4 separate regions of the Homo sapiens genome follow, and regions 2, 3 and 4 are each linked to region 1. The links are chromatin contacts, found by Hi-C or POLR2A ChIA-PET in ENCODE. All regions are on one chromosome and are shown on one strand. Each heading gives the region's core, a stretch centred on a gene start or an enhancer-like site at or near the end of the contact. The rest is flanking DNA. Distances are from core to core; before and after follow the strand shown. Region 1 overlaps SPRED2 (sprouty related EVH1 domain containing 2). Region 2 overlaps PELI1 (pellino E3 ubiquitin protein ligase 1). Region 3 has its middle 8.9 kb from the start of LINC00309. Region 4 has its middle 13 kb from the start of MIR4433A.

What was found. Hi-C counts contacts between places; a loop is a spot of excess contacts on that map. ChIA-PET counts read pairs that join two places held with the same protein, here RNA polymerase II (POLR2A). Pooled maps may share reads with other maps.
Region 2: a loop to region 1 is called in a pooled map, with 6 times the contacts of the local background. The contact joins two enhancer-like sites. A Hi-C loop is called at or near these places in 1 of 37 single-sample maps with no recorded cell type and 2 of 50 pooled maps. POLR2A ChIA-PET finds 5 or more read pairs at or near these places in 2 of 52 experiments (HepG2 and activated T-cell).
Region 3: a loop to region 1 is called in a pooled map, with 9 times the contacts of the local background. The contact joins two enhancer-like sites. A Hi-C loop is called at or near these places in 2 of 37 single-sample maps with no recorded cell type and 3 of 50 pooled maps.
Region 4: a loop to region 1 is called in a pooled map, with 5 times the contacts of the local background. The contact joins two enhancer-like sites. A Hi-C loop is called at or near these places in 2 of 37 single-sample maps with no recorded cell type and 3 of 50 pooled maps. POLR2A ChIA-PET finds 5 or more read pairs at or near these places in 1 of 52 experiments (GM12878).

What each region holds. Positions count from the first base shown.
Region 1 is chr2:65,388,652-65,391,927 of GRCh38, forward strand. All of the region lies in intron 1 of SPRED2 (sprouty related EVH1 domain containing 2), which reads right to left. Among named protein-coding and RNA genes, the nearest start is that of SPRED2, 42 kb to the right of the region's middle. RefSeq lists enhancers at 1,450-1,609, 1,660-1,729, 1,820-1,939. Within about 2 kb of position 1,645, at least 4 of the 41 ENCODE cell types and tissues checked have a DNase peak (open chromatin) inside an H3K27ac peak, as active enhancers do; they include GM12878, where a contact is called at or near this core.
Region 2 is chr2:64,112,443-64,115,718 of GRCh38, forward strand. The region is part of intron 1 of PELI1 (pellino E3 ubiquitin protein ligase 1); the gene reads right to left. Among named protein-coding and RNA genes, the nearest start is that of PELI1, 30 kb to the right of the region's middle. RefSeq lists an enhancer at 1,682-1,761. Within about 2 kb of position 1,794, at least 5 of the 41 ENCODE cell types and tissues checked have a DNase peak (open chromatin) inside an H3K27ac peak, as active enhancers do.
Region 3 is chr2:64,212,701-64,215,976 of GRCh38, forward strand. No RefSeq gene overlaps it. Among named protein-coding and RNA genes, the nearest start is that of LINC00309, 8.9 kb to the left of the region's middle. Within about 2 kb of position 1,776, at least 15 of the 41 ENCODE cell types and tissues checked have a DNase peak (open chromatin) inside an H3K27ac peak, as active enhancers do.
Region 4 is chr2:64,325,844-64,329,119 of GRCh38, forward strand. No RefSeq gene overlaps it. Among named protein-coding and RNA genes, the nearest start is that of MIR4433A, 13 kb to the right of the region's middle. RefSeq lists enhancers at 587-696, 2,036-2,195. Within about 2 kb of position 1,753, at least 24 of the 41 ENCODE cell types and tissues checked have a DNase peak (open chromatin) inside an H3K27ac peak, as active enhancers do; they include GM12878, where a contact is called at or near this core.

The DNA of each region.
Region 1 (3,276 bases), core at 395-2,894:
GCAGACAAAGGACCAAAAGCAGGAGGGGGGTGGTGAAAAGCAATTTTTCCCCAAAACAGGCACACCACACACACACACACCCCAACTAAAAACACTACTGTTGTGTTCACGGATGTTTCCTAGGTACCCAAAGCAAAACCCAAACCCTGAGCATGTGGTTTCATATTATAAAGGCCCTATTCTTTAATTAAAATGGTCTTTCTCCATCTCACTGTAGCCCACCCCCTCCTTGGCTCAGGGGTAAATTGCTCTCCCAGGCAGCCACACAAGCCACCAATTCAGCCAATATCCACAGAGAAAGCTGGCGAGTCACTGGGATTTGAAAGGTTCAACAGGTGGGGGTCAGGACAGAGATTCTGTACTGGGAGGGGCAGGCATCAGGGCTGCAGGACTCCTGCCTGTCCCTATGCTCTGGCCTCTGAGACCCCAGCCCTCTTTCCTCTGGAGGATGAAAGGCCCTTCCCTTCACAGCTCTGTGCCAGTGTGAGGAATCCATCTGGCCAGGCCCGAGAGTTCAATTCTCCCTTGTTCTCACCCCAAGAGATGCCTCATTTCCTCTTCCAGAGACAGCAATACAAAGACATGCTCAACCTTTTTTTTTTTTTTTTTTAAGGGAACACCTTGCCTTGGGAGAAGCACAATCTTTCCTTTGAACATGAAACATTCTAAAGACACCCTACTTTTACAGTGGAGAAACAGTTAATTTTTCTACATTACTTCTCCTCTTACCCCTGAAGGGTGTGTTGGGGGAGGAAGGAGGGTGACACCCACTTTTGAGAAACATATAGATTCTGCGAAACATAACACACACAGTCCAAATTTAAACTTTGTTTTAGCTTAAGCATCCCAGTCCCCACAAGGAAGTACCCCAAACTTTGTTGTGTTATTTGTTTATTAACAGATTTCTAAGATTTAAAAGCAAAAACATCACCCATAGCTAAAAAGAAATGTAGATGTGGTGCTTCTACCTCATGAGTGAGGAATGCTGGTGCCCTCTCATTGTTCAATTAATGTGACAAAACAATTATAGAATTTCTGGCATCGTTCTCAGAAATTCTGACAAGTTCAGACAATAACTAAAGGTATTTCTTTTTGATACAGAAATGGAGTTGCTCTAACTTGAATGATGGTTAGGAAGATCTTTGCCATACACAGACTTTGAAGGAGTGAGAAATTTTGCAGGAGTAAAATGGCATTATTAATAAAAAATTGAAATACACTTTTAAAAAATGGAAAGTAAAGCAAGTTTGTTGAAGAAGTGTTTAAAACAGGTAAGCAAAAACAATAAACCCACTACTCAGAGATAATACTGTTAACAAAACAATGTGCAAGTGTGAGGGTCTTTGTGGAGCAAAGCTGAGGATGGACACCCTGATACACATCACCCCTTTCCTATGTTTGGATTCTTCCTGCAATTCGCAGAGACCAGAACCCTCACGGAAGCTTGTGACACCTCCAGAAATGTTTGATGGTCTGGGCAGAGGAGCCAAAATCACCTTTCTGAGAGGAAGGTGACTGATGAGCCAGACCTGGCAAAATAAAAGAAAAGGAGAAGTGTTTCCAGAAATAACCAAGGCTGCACCTGCACCCAGTCCTTTGCCACAAGACCATGTAGCAAAACTGAAAGAACTCTATCACCAGAGAACAGTAACTCTGCCATGGAAATCCCCGCCCCGGCTCCCTCCCGACAGGTGGAAGATGTTTCCTCTGTGTAAGGTCAAAGGCAGTCCTGGCAATGACTGTGGGACTGGAGTGAGCCTGGCCAGCCCAGAGGTTTGGCGTGGGGAGTAACAGCATCGTTACTGTTGAGAGAGGCAGCAAGAGGAGAGGCTGGAGTCGGGGATCTACAGAGATGCAGGAGGTGGTCAATGGCCCAGACTCTGGATCCGAACTGCCTGAGTTCAAATCCAGATTCTGTCAAGGGCTGTGTGGCTATGGGTGAATTACTCCATGTCTCTATGCCTCTGTAAATGGGGATGCAACAACAGTATCTAGTTCATAGGGTTATGATGATTAAACTGTGAACCACCAAAAGCATTTAGAGCACTGTGGGCTACATGTAAATGCTATTTAAGTCTTTGCACATTTACTCTTTCCCTGTATTTTCTAGAACAAGTCACGTTAATTTTATCATCAGAAAATCTACTCCCTGGGCCAAGCACAGTGGCTCATGCCTGTAATCCCAGCACTTTGGGAGGCCAAGGTAGTGGATCACTTGAGCTCAGGAGTTTGAGACCAGCCTAGGCAACATGTAAAACCCCGTCTCTACAAAAAATGCAAAATAAAATTAGCTGGGTGTGGGGGTGCATGCCTGTAGTCCCAGCTACTTGGGCAGGTGAGGTGGGAGAATCGCTTGAGCCTGGGAGGCAGAGGCTGCAGTGAGCCAGGTTCATGCCACTGCACTCCAGCCTGGGTGACAGAGCGAGACTCCATCTCAAAAAAAAAAAAAAAAATCTACTGCCTGACTACCACACAGGCCCCATGAGCTTGTCACTTTATCTTTGGCCCTTCCTTTCAAATGGGCACAACCTCACCTTAATGTGTACACACACACACACACACACACACACACACACACGAATCATTAATTGTCCAGAGTAGGACTTCCAGTGCTAAAACCAGGGCAGTACCAGGCCAACGGGAACAGGTGGTCACCTTAATATAACATAAAAGAATAAACAAGAAAAACAAGAGTCATGCCAGTAACACCACAGCTCAGAAATGATGGACCCATGCTAACATTCTGGTGTAGTTCCCGAAATTCTTTTGCTATGCACGTTTTAGGCAAACTTTAGGCAAAATTTGGATCATGTTATGTAGGCAGAATTCTGTATTGGATTTTCATTCAGTTTTGTATTGCCCATCTTATTAACATTCCTTAAAAGTACTATTTTCCAAGGCTGCATAATATATCAATAGAATGTTCCAGGTGGCTTAACCATTGTAATAGGTTCTTATCAACAGTTTCACTCACAAAACTTTAAACACTGCCCATAAATGTGTTTTCACTTGACTATTATCTTTAAGTTTCTAGAGGAGAAATTTTTAGACAAGAGGATGAATTTTTTTTTAAAAGAAGTATTACAGGTTACCAAACTGCTTTCCAGAAAGGGTGCACTGAATTCTACTCTCAAACAACAGGGCATGAAAAATGTTCCCTCACCAAAACCACAATAGCATTTTAAAATATTTTTCTTTCTGGTAATAATAACAGTTGAAAAGCTGCTATTATGTTTTCATTGCATTAGTTGAAATTTGTAGGGTTAAATATATTGT
Region 2 (3,276 bases), core at 544-3,043, 1.3 Mb before region 1:
GCTTAGACAAGAAACTAAAAAACAAGAGTACGGCTGGCATATACCCTCCATATAATTTCTAGAGCCCTTGGTCAAATTAGCCAAGAAAAACAATATATTTCCAATCAGACATATTCTTACTCTGCTTAGATCTCTTAGAAGGCCTTATCTGGGGATATTTTATCAGTGACATCAAAGTTTCAATCACAGGAACACATTCAATCTTGGCTTCTACTTCTGTATTTGATAATCTAAACCCAAAATAAAACACTTTTGTAGTACCAGTTATTTATATACATAAATGACCCAAGATAGTTTTCAAAATTTAAAAATGGCATATAATCAATCAATATACAACTGGCCTTATTAAACTGCAAATAAAATGCTGTGACAGCTATTCTTCCTGGAACTTTTTTTTTTATGTGTTCTCTGAAGAAAGATTCATGATCTTCCCAAAGGTTTATACTCTTTAACAAAGACCAGTACCTAGACAATGCTTTCCTACTCACTGTCTTTATATATTCTCTCTATATTTTAAAATCTGAGTAAAAGAATTCTTCAAAATGAATTCCTAGGCTGGGCATGGTGGCTCATGCCCGTAATCCCAGCACTTTGGGAGGCCAAGGTGAGAGGATCACTTGAGGCCAGGAGTTTGAGACCAGCCTGCGCAACATAGTAAGACTCCCGTCTCTACAAAAGATTTAAAAAAAAAAAAGTAAAAACAGAAAACATTAGCCAAATGTCATGGCATGCACCTATAGCCCCAGCTACTCAGAAAGCTGAGGTGGGAGGATCACTTGTGCCCAGGAGTTTGAGGCTACAGTGAGCTGTGATCCTCCAGCCTGGGTGACGGAGAGAAACTCTGTCTCAAAAAAAAAGAAAAAAAAAAAAAAATTCCTGAAGTCATGTACTTGAGAACTTTAAATGAGTATGTACATAAAAAACATCCGAATGTCTCGATTACTGGCTTCATTTGTTGGTCTTCAATTAAGTTAGTTTGACCTCATGTATTCAGCCCTATCCCAATGTTATCTAGCACCAAGAACATGAAATAGCACCATTAATTCTACTCAAGACTAGAAGAAATGCTAAAGAAAATCTTCCTAATAAAACTGTCTTCTATTTTATCTATTACTTTGAAACTTTGCTTGATACTCGAAAGCATGTTGCTCTCATTAGCAGGAACTAAACTTCCAGAGTTAAAAAAAAATTTTAAAATAAACATATTCTGGAATAGTGTTATTTTCTTTGTGGGCTGGGAGAACATGAAAAGTTACTCATAAAATATGTATTTATTAGGAATAGTATTATTAATTTGACTGTTAAACATTCTAATCATTTCCTTTTTAAGGGCCAGTGAAATACAATTATTTTCATATCAAGTCTTCCCAAAGGAAAGACTTTGTATAATATCTGTCAGTTTCACCTAAAGAAGAAAAACTGAGAAATCAATCTTTGTCTCTCAACCTAACAAATGTTTTCTTTCATTATTTACATCACACACAGCCTTTTGCTTACTACCTACTAAACACAAGTACAAAATTCCTGCCCTAAAAAAAAAAGCAAAACAAATACTAAGCAAGGGACAAAACAAATCTTATGCAGATTGTTTACATATCTTCTGAGCACTTCTATTTTAGTGGGCAAGTGGGTAGGCATAATGGGGTACTGAGAAAAAAAGGAAAATGTTTTAAAACATGAAAATGTTATAACATTTTTTTATGATGAAAAACAATGTGGACTGCATATATTATCTCAGATAAAACAGATTTCCATCTATACTAGAGTTTCCTTGTGGCTGATTTCAAAAGGATGACTCAAACAGAAAGAACTGCTTTAGTATGTTTGCGGTGGAACCATTTTATGAAACCAATTCAGCTGATGACTGGAGTTTAATTCATAGCAGTTTCTTGATAAGAGTGAAAATTTAATCACCTTCTTCATTCTTTTGCAACCAGCAGGAGTAACACATAGCATTTTTACATAAAAGGAGAAATAATGGTGTGCAGTAGTAGTTGGAGGTTACTACTTTCTGCTAGTGTCTTTTAGCTTCTCAACACAGCAGTGGAGGAAGTGAAGTCTATGTTCCCCTTCCCAAGATACAGGACACCACCTGTGTAAATTCCCACCCTCCTCTCTTAGAGAAGCCAAATAGCATGCTGATAGTATATCACCTACAGGGATAACTTATTTCATCCTGATGGAAAAGGAGTTAACATCTTTCCTAGGGACAGTATTTGTTCCTTTAACTGGGGCTTCTCAACTTGGGCATTACTGACATTTTGACATTGTGGGGCACTGGCCTGTGCATTGTAGGGGGTTCAGCAGTATCTCTGGCCTTTCTGTTCTACCTAGATGCCAGTAGAACATTCTAGTTGTGACTTTAAAAATGCCTCAACTTCCTATCTCCCCACTACTCACTCCCCTACCTTGTGAGAACCACTGCTCTAATCTTGAAGACAACATACATTGTTCTTAGGATGGAAATTTCCCCTTTTTTTGGCATACTTCTTGGCACACAGTAAGGTACTTAATGTTTGCTTACTAACATTATACTGATACTGATAATAAAAGGTTATTTATACTAAGACTTGTGTTAGTAAAGGCCGTGTAGTTGAAGGCGGGTGTAGTTTCAGTATTTTACTAGAATTGATAGGGGCTGAGAGTGAGAATGAGAATCTTGCCTTGATGGCAATTAATGATTAATGTTTCTGTACATTTAAAATATTTTAATATTGTGGCTACCTCTCTCAAATGGTTGAAGGAAAGCGACTAGAGCTGGAGTGGCCACAGAAGTAGCTATAAGGCTACTGCTGGGTAGCCTGCTGTTTAGAGAAAGGCAAATCTTTGGAGGCTAGATAAGTATCTTCTGGACTAAGGGGCCCATATTTAGAAAAATTAAAAGCAGGTTTTGGCAAGCATGGGAGAATTCTTTTAGGTCAACAGAGGGTGTCAATTTGAATCAACCTTGGGGTAAGGTCTATCTTGAACTTGCATAGAATGGTAATTAGCCAAATGCTTTCACGTAAGATTATTTTATTTGACCCCCATAATAGCCCTGTGAATTGGGTAGGAAAGTCTGAACTCTATTTTCCAGATAAGGGAACTGAGTAGGTCAGAAAAGCCCAGTGACTGAAGGCCAAAGAACTCTGGCAGAGCTAGGACTGAGATCCACATGTTAACTCAACATACATTACCCCATTTAATTTCTATTACAACTATAAAGTACAATCATTTGTCCCCATTTTATAAATGGAGAAACTGAAGCTACCAGAGGTAAAGTGGTCCAGATTTTCT
Region 3 (3,276 bases), core at 526-3,025, 1.2 Mb before region 1:
TTTTGAAGAACTCAATAAGTGCCTTTTCTTTTCAACCCTTCTTTTTTTTTTTTTTTTTTTTTTTGATAAGCCTCCTTTTAAATACTCAAACCATCTGGGTATTTGTACTCTGAAGGCATCAGAAAGGCATGTAGCTAAAGCATAGAACTGATCAGGTTTCATGGTCAAAACGACACCTCAACATTTATTCTGTATCTTTGAAGGACAATACCCATAGCTCCCATCTGGAGAGTACTCACAGTGTTCATAGCACTGGGTAGAGGGCTTGAATTCCTATCACCTGTGTTTTCAGCTGAAAACAAGTGGGATTCTGACTCACAAGTTGGCTTGTGGGTAAAACCATTGACTACAGTTGGTCCGGGTCTGATGACCACTGTAGCTGTTACAAGTTTGTACTAATGCTTCTCTTTTTGAGACATTTCAAGTACTTTTCTCAGTATTATGAGGTAGATTACATGTACGAATGACTCAACATTTCTGAGGCTGCTTAAGAGTGTTTTCTGGTAAGCCTAGCCACTACATCATAGGTGCATGGTAAATGACAACATGGTTTGTATAGAGGTTAAAAAGGGCCATTCATCTCACTGCCCTCATTGGAAGGCCTAAAATAGTCCAAGATATTTTATTCTGTGGTTTTCACCTATGCCCTTTTCCCTTGTCCCAGGAAGACTTAAGTGGATTTGCTGTAATAACTGTGTTATGCTATGATAGATAGAATCTGTGTTATGATTAAATAGTTGACGTCTGTTTATAAAAAGTAACTTTTACAATTTATAATGGAGGTTATATTACTTAAAGTAGTTTTATTTGAAGAAATAAAAATTCATCACTCAATTTCAATACTAGGGCTTGAGATTACTGTTGTATTTTTAAATTCAAACCATTAGATGAATATAATTATAGGAATATGATAACATTGTAGGAATTTGGGGAAGTTTTAAAAATTACCCATAATTTCATCTAACCATTATGATCATTTGTACATATTTCCTGTCAGTCATTTCCTAAATGCATGCTGCTTATTCCTATAACTGAAACTAATACCAGTATCACTGGATGGTAAGTTCTTTGAGAATGGGGCCCCTTTCTGATGATTCTGTGTATACCCGTAGTTTAACACAGAGCCCAGTAGAGGCAGATGCTAGAAAAATTATTGCAAAAGAATGGATTAATAAGCAGATCTGCTGAGGATCTAAAACTTAATTAAGTACAACCAATGCTGGATTGATTATTTTGTTGATTCACAAGAAGAGGCCAAAGTCCCAACCCTCAGCAAAGATCAGCCATTCTATGACCTCCTCTTCTGCTCAGATCTCTAGGGGCAGCACGGGAGAGGAAGGGGACAGTCAAATGGTGATGTGTTACTCTCCTGCTTTGCTCGAAAACGATAGCAGTAATTTCTCTTACTTCTCCATTCCTTGTCTGCAGATCACCTGGCCCTAGAATGGCCTTATATCTCTGAGATACAGACTGACGCTAATAAATGAGTTGCTGATCCTAAAATAAAAGTGGAAATCAGGTTTGGAGTTTGATGTAAAAGCTGGAGAGGCACAGGTTTGTTGCTCATTTAGATTACAAATGTCATCGAAAATAGAAACCAAAAAGGTTAGGTAATTTCTAAATTAATCACTCTTAGAATAATTACCATGTCACAGCATCTGTGTGCTTTGGTAGAATTTGAATAACACTTTTTTGCTCAGAATAATGTTCTATTCTTGTCACCAAATAATACTTGACGTCTGTGCTCTTGTACTCCCGAACTGCAGGAAGGGTGTTGCCCTGAACAGCTGACACACCCTCAGCAATGAAGCTTAGTTTTGCTGGAACTTTTCAGGTACTAAAAAAAATCCCTTTCTCTACTCCCCATTCATTCACAGGCATGAGACTGGAGCTTTATTATTTTTTCTAAATCTAAATTGACTGAGTCAGGCTTGTAGTAGTCACCACTAAGAACAGACCACAGTAGCATGGAGAATATTACTTGAATCTTCTTTCCATCGGAAACTGGCTGTGAAAAGAGTAGGCCCATTAATCATAATTTGAAAAAGCAAGTTACAAAGGCTTGCTTTGTAACTTGTAAAGCCTCCTTTGATGAAGGCTTTACAAGCTGTCATTGCAGTAAGCAGAACTGAAACACTTTTTTTTTTCGTTGAGCAAACACACCTGGTCATTTTGGACATTTCCATTTTGATAGCTTAATGGGTGGGAGAAGATTCCTGGGCTTAAAAAATAACTTTTCAGCATTTCATGTTTCTAAGACTGAGACTGAATTAAAGGAATGTTAATCTGTCTCCTTTTATACCACAAACCTACAGAATTTACACAGAGTTTTGTCAAAAGTGACATGAACTGGTTGTCACTGTCTGGCAGATAGCTCCTCACTATGACACAAAATTGCCTTTATTTGAAGGCCACACATGACATAAGTAAACAATGGCAGTGTTTTGTATATTTTTTCTGTTACTTTAATGTATTTCAATTTCAATTATGTGGGTATAAAACATGAGTTGTATTTTTAAACTCTGTTACTTGATGATGACTACTCTTTTTCTTTCTGTATTAAAAAGAAACTCTTTTAACTGTGGTCACCATTCAGTGCAATGTATTGTATATTTCAAAATTGCTAAAAGAATAGCTTTCTAACATCCTCACCACAAAAAAATTGGTAAGTTGATGAGGTGATGGATATGTTAATTAGCTTGATTGACTCTTTCTACAATGTATTCATAGATCAAACAATCACATTGTACCCCATAAATATACACAATTTTTGTCAATTAAAAATAAATAAGAAACTATTCTAGCTTAAGAGCCTTATGTATTCTAAAAATGAACAATCAAAATGCAGAGACTGCTATTGGTCCCCTAATATGTGTTCTTTTCTTCCATAGTGATAGAACCCCTGATTTTTTTCTTTTTTTTTGTCGAGACGGAGTCTCGCTCTGTCGCCCAGGCTGGAGTGCAGTGGCGCTATCTCGGTTCACTGCAAGCTCCGCCTCCTGGGTTCACGCCATTCTCCTGCCTCAGCCTCCTGAGTAGCTGGGACTACAGGTGCCCGCCACCAGGCCCAGCTAATTTTTTGTATTTTTAGTAGGGATGGGGTTTCACCATGTTAGCCAGGATGGTCTCGATCTCCTGACCTCGTGATCTGCCCGCCTCGGCCTCCCAAAGTGCTGGGATTACAGGCGTGAGCCACTGTGCCCGGCCGAACCCCTGAGTTTTAAGCTAGGCATGTAGCTGTTCAGAAAAAAAAAAAGCAGCTGTTTTCCAATTTCC
Region 4 (3,276 bases), core at 503-3,002, 1.1 Mb before region 1:
AGGACATGCAGAGATGAGAACGGGATAGACAGAGAGAGAGTCCTGGCATGTGTGAGACCAGACATGGTTCCTAAATCCCAGATTCCTATAGCTTCTTTTTCAATTCTGAGTCACCTTGGGCCAAGCCACAGAGGTGAGCAAAGAGTTCCCATTTTACTTAAGCAGCCTGAGTTGAGGTTCCATAATTTGCCATTGGTCCCATGAGGATGTGAGGCCGTGATGCCGTAAGTCCACGTGGCAGGAGAACTGGGTGGACAGTAACCTTTTAGGTGCCCACAACTGAGAAGTGAGAATGTTCTCAGAGCACCCCTGGGTCTTAGTCACTGACATTTAAACAGGCTGCAAAACATCTTTCACCTGCCTCTTACATGCCCTCTATGAGTTACATATTGTGGCTTACCACCGAAAGTAACACCTCCCTTCTGAGTCTCAAAGACAGCAAGGCAAGCTGAGAACTTGGAGATGTGTATTAGTGAGAGGAACCTCCCACTGGTTTAGATCAGGGAGGACATCCCGTGGTCTGCTCAGGTCAGTCATGCCCCAGGCCAGCAGCTGGAAGGACAGCAGAGTGGGCTCAGTGAGCAGTGAATATAACCCAGAAAATAGATGTTCATCTCAAGGGCAGTCTCTGGGCGTCATGCATCTTTGGACCCCCAGGGCTGAGTGCTGCATCAAGGAGTCTGAAGTTCTTTAAGGTCCCAGTGAATGGAACGGAATCTGCCCCAGCTGGTAGCGTGTCCCCGGCTGCACTAAATGAGATTCTGTGGGGTACGGGGAAAGGCATGAGAACTTTAGGCCCCTGAGGTCAGGGAGACACAGCCAAATAGCTCAGATACAAAGTGTCTTGGCAGGCACAGAGGGGTGTAGCAGTGAGGTGAGTGGGCGGGGAGGGGGTGCATTTTTTGCTAGTGTGCCCAGTTTTGTTGACAAAAACGGTAGCATCTGAGCAGGACCTTGACCAGCTGGTGGGATGCAGGGTGAGTGATATGCGCAAGATGTGGTCCTGGGCCAGCACCATCAGCATCGTCTGGGAACTTGTTAGAAAGGCAGAGTCTTGGCCAGGCGTGGTGGCTCACGCCTGTAATCCCAGCTCTTTGGGAAGCCGAGGCGGGCGGATCACAAGGTCAGGAGATCGCGACCATCCTGGCTAACGTGGTGAAACCCCATCTCTACTAAAATACAAAAAATTAGCCAAGTGTGGTGGCATGTGCCTGTAGTCCCAGCTACTCAGGAGGCTGAGGCAGGGGAATCGCTTGAACCCGGGAGGCAGAGGTTGCAGTGAGCCGAGATCGGCCCAGTGCACTCCAGCCTGGCAACATGGGACCAGGCGGGCAAGGCAGGCAGGCATCTGATTGCAGGATCCCCAATACCAGATTTTAGAATCATGTCATTTTTCCATACCACTGAGAAGCTCCTGAAAGTTTTTGAAGAAGAGTGAGTCATTCATTTATTCACTCAGCTAATATTTATCAAGCACCTACCACGTGCCAGGCCCTACACTGGGCACCAAGATCCAACAGTCAACGTGCCCACATTAGCTAAGGGCAACTTTTAAGCAAGGGCTTATTCAGAGACAAGATTGCTATTGTCTGTGTTTTCCATCTGATTTGCGAATGGAACATACACCTGCTGTGCTCTCCAGAAACAACTCTGCTGCTTGTCTCTGACAGAAGCGCTTCAGTTGAGCATTTATGGAAGTTTCTAACAGTGGTGATGTGAATGGATGACAGAAAGCAGGCGCGTGCGCACACGCAGTTTTCAAAGGCTGGGGGCCAGTGGGAGAACGCATTTTCTTTCAGGTCTGTGCTGCCTGCCAGGGAGCTGCTGTTCTCGTGCGGCATCTTAAGATGGCCCTGGCAGCCTTTGGCTTTTGCCTTGTGAGGGTCAATGGGCTTCAGGTGTTTCTGTGTTGATCTAACAGTTTCAGGAAGCCGTGGGCTGGGAGGGTGGGGGTGAGCGAGGGGAGGAGTGGGGAAGGGAAGGAGGAAGGCTGTGGGTAGCTTCTCTTCTGTTCTCACATGACAGCTCTGATGAAATTAGAGTGTGATCTCAAAGACAAGCTGGTCTTTTCATCTGAATTAAATGAAATAGGCCAATATGCTCTTCTAGAAGATCAAACATACCCAGGACAATGTTCAATCCTCTTTCTTTGTCCCACTTTGGGACAAAAACCAAACTGGGGAAAAGAACGGGGAGGCTGGAGCGCCTGCTGGGGCCCCTTCTCTGCCCACACGGCTCCTCTTGGGTTCTGGGCAGGCTGAGCTTAGCGGGCATTGCCCTCTGCTGGGGCATATCAGGAGAAATGAGCTAAGGCCAGGGGTGGTCCTATCAGGTGGCAGAGGACAGGATTTGGACGAGTCGCAGGGCTATTACTGATGGAGATTTAGCACTCTGGCCTCTGAGAAAACAGCCAGGTTTCTGATCTGCCCAAGCCCTCTGTCTCTCCTGTCAGGGGCCTTCTCAGCACCCCCTAAACATTCCAATTCCTCTCCTACTCCAGTCTATTCCCTTCTTTCTCTGAATGGTCCATAGCTTATCCCAGGTCTGTGGGCAGAGGGGAAAGAAACAGAAGGGAGAGCTGAGAAATCTCTCCCGCCCAGCACAGTCGGTATCACAAGCTCTGTGTCCGGTTTCCTTGTCCTATATTTGGTAACACGACAGTGGCCTTTCTGACTGATGCGAGCCCCTGTTCTCTTCACTCCCTGGGGATTGCTGATAGGAGGCCAGCATTTCAGTAGGCAGCGCATCATCAGCCCTACCACGGATCTTATTTTAAACTAATTACATTACTGAAGGGTGGGTAGGAGGGAGGAGAAGGGGTAATTATAACCGGGGAATTTTTTTTTAAAGGCCTAGTTTCAAAAATCTCAGACTTAATTTAGTAAATTTCAATTACAGAGAGTTACTAAGCTGAAGATCATTTGCATTACATCCTTAATTACTACTTCATTTGTATCTGAGATCATCAATAGAGATTCTTGGGAATGTGTACTTGGAATAAGTGATTGATCCTAATGAGGCCTTTGTTCCTCCCAAGCCTCACTTAGGAAGCTATTTCTTCCCTCTTGCAGAGGCACAGAGTTTGCCAAGCCAGGTGGAGACACCCTAAACTAGAAATGGAGCCTGAGGTTTTCAAACTGGTTTTGCCAGAGGCTGCAAGACTCTAAGCTCTGTCCTGATGTTCCCCAACAGGCATTAATTGCTCTCCCCTGAATGCATTAGCACTGCCAGACTATTACGGATGATTAGCCTCCGTGCCCAGCTACAAACGTCCAT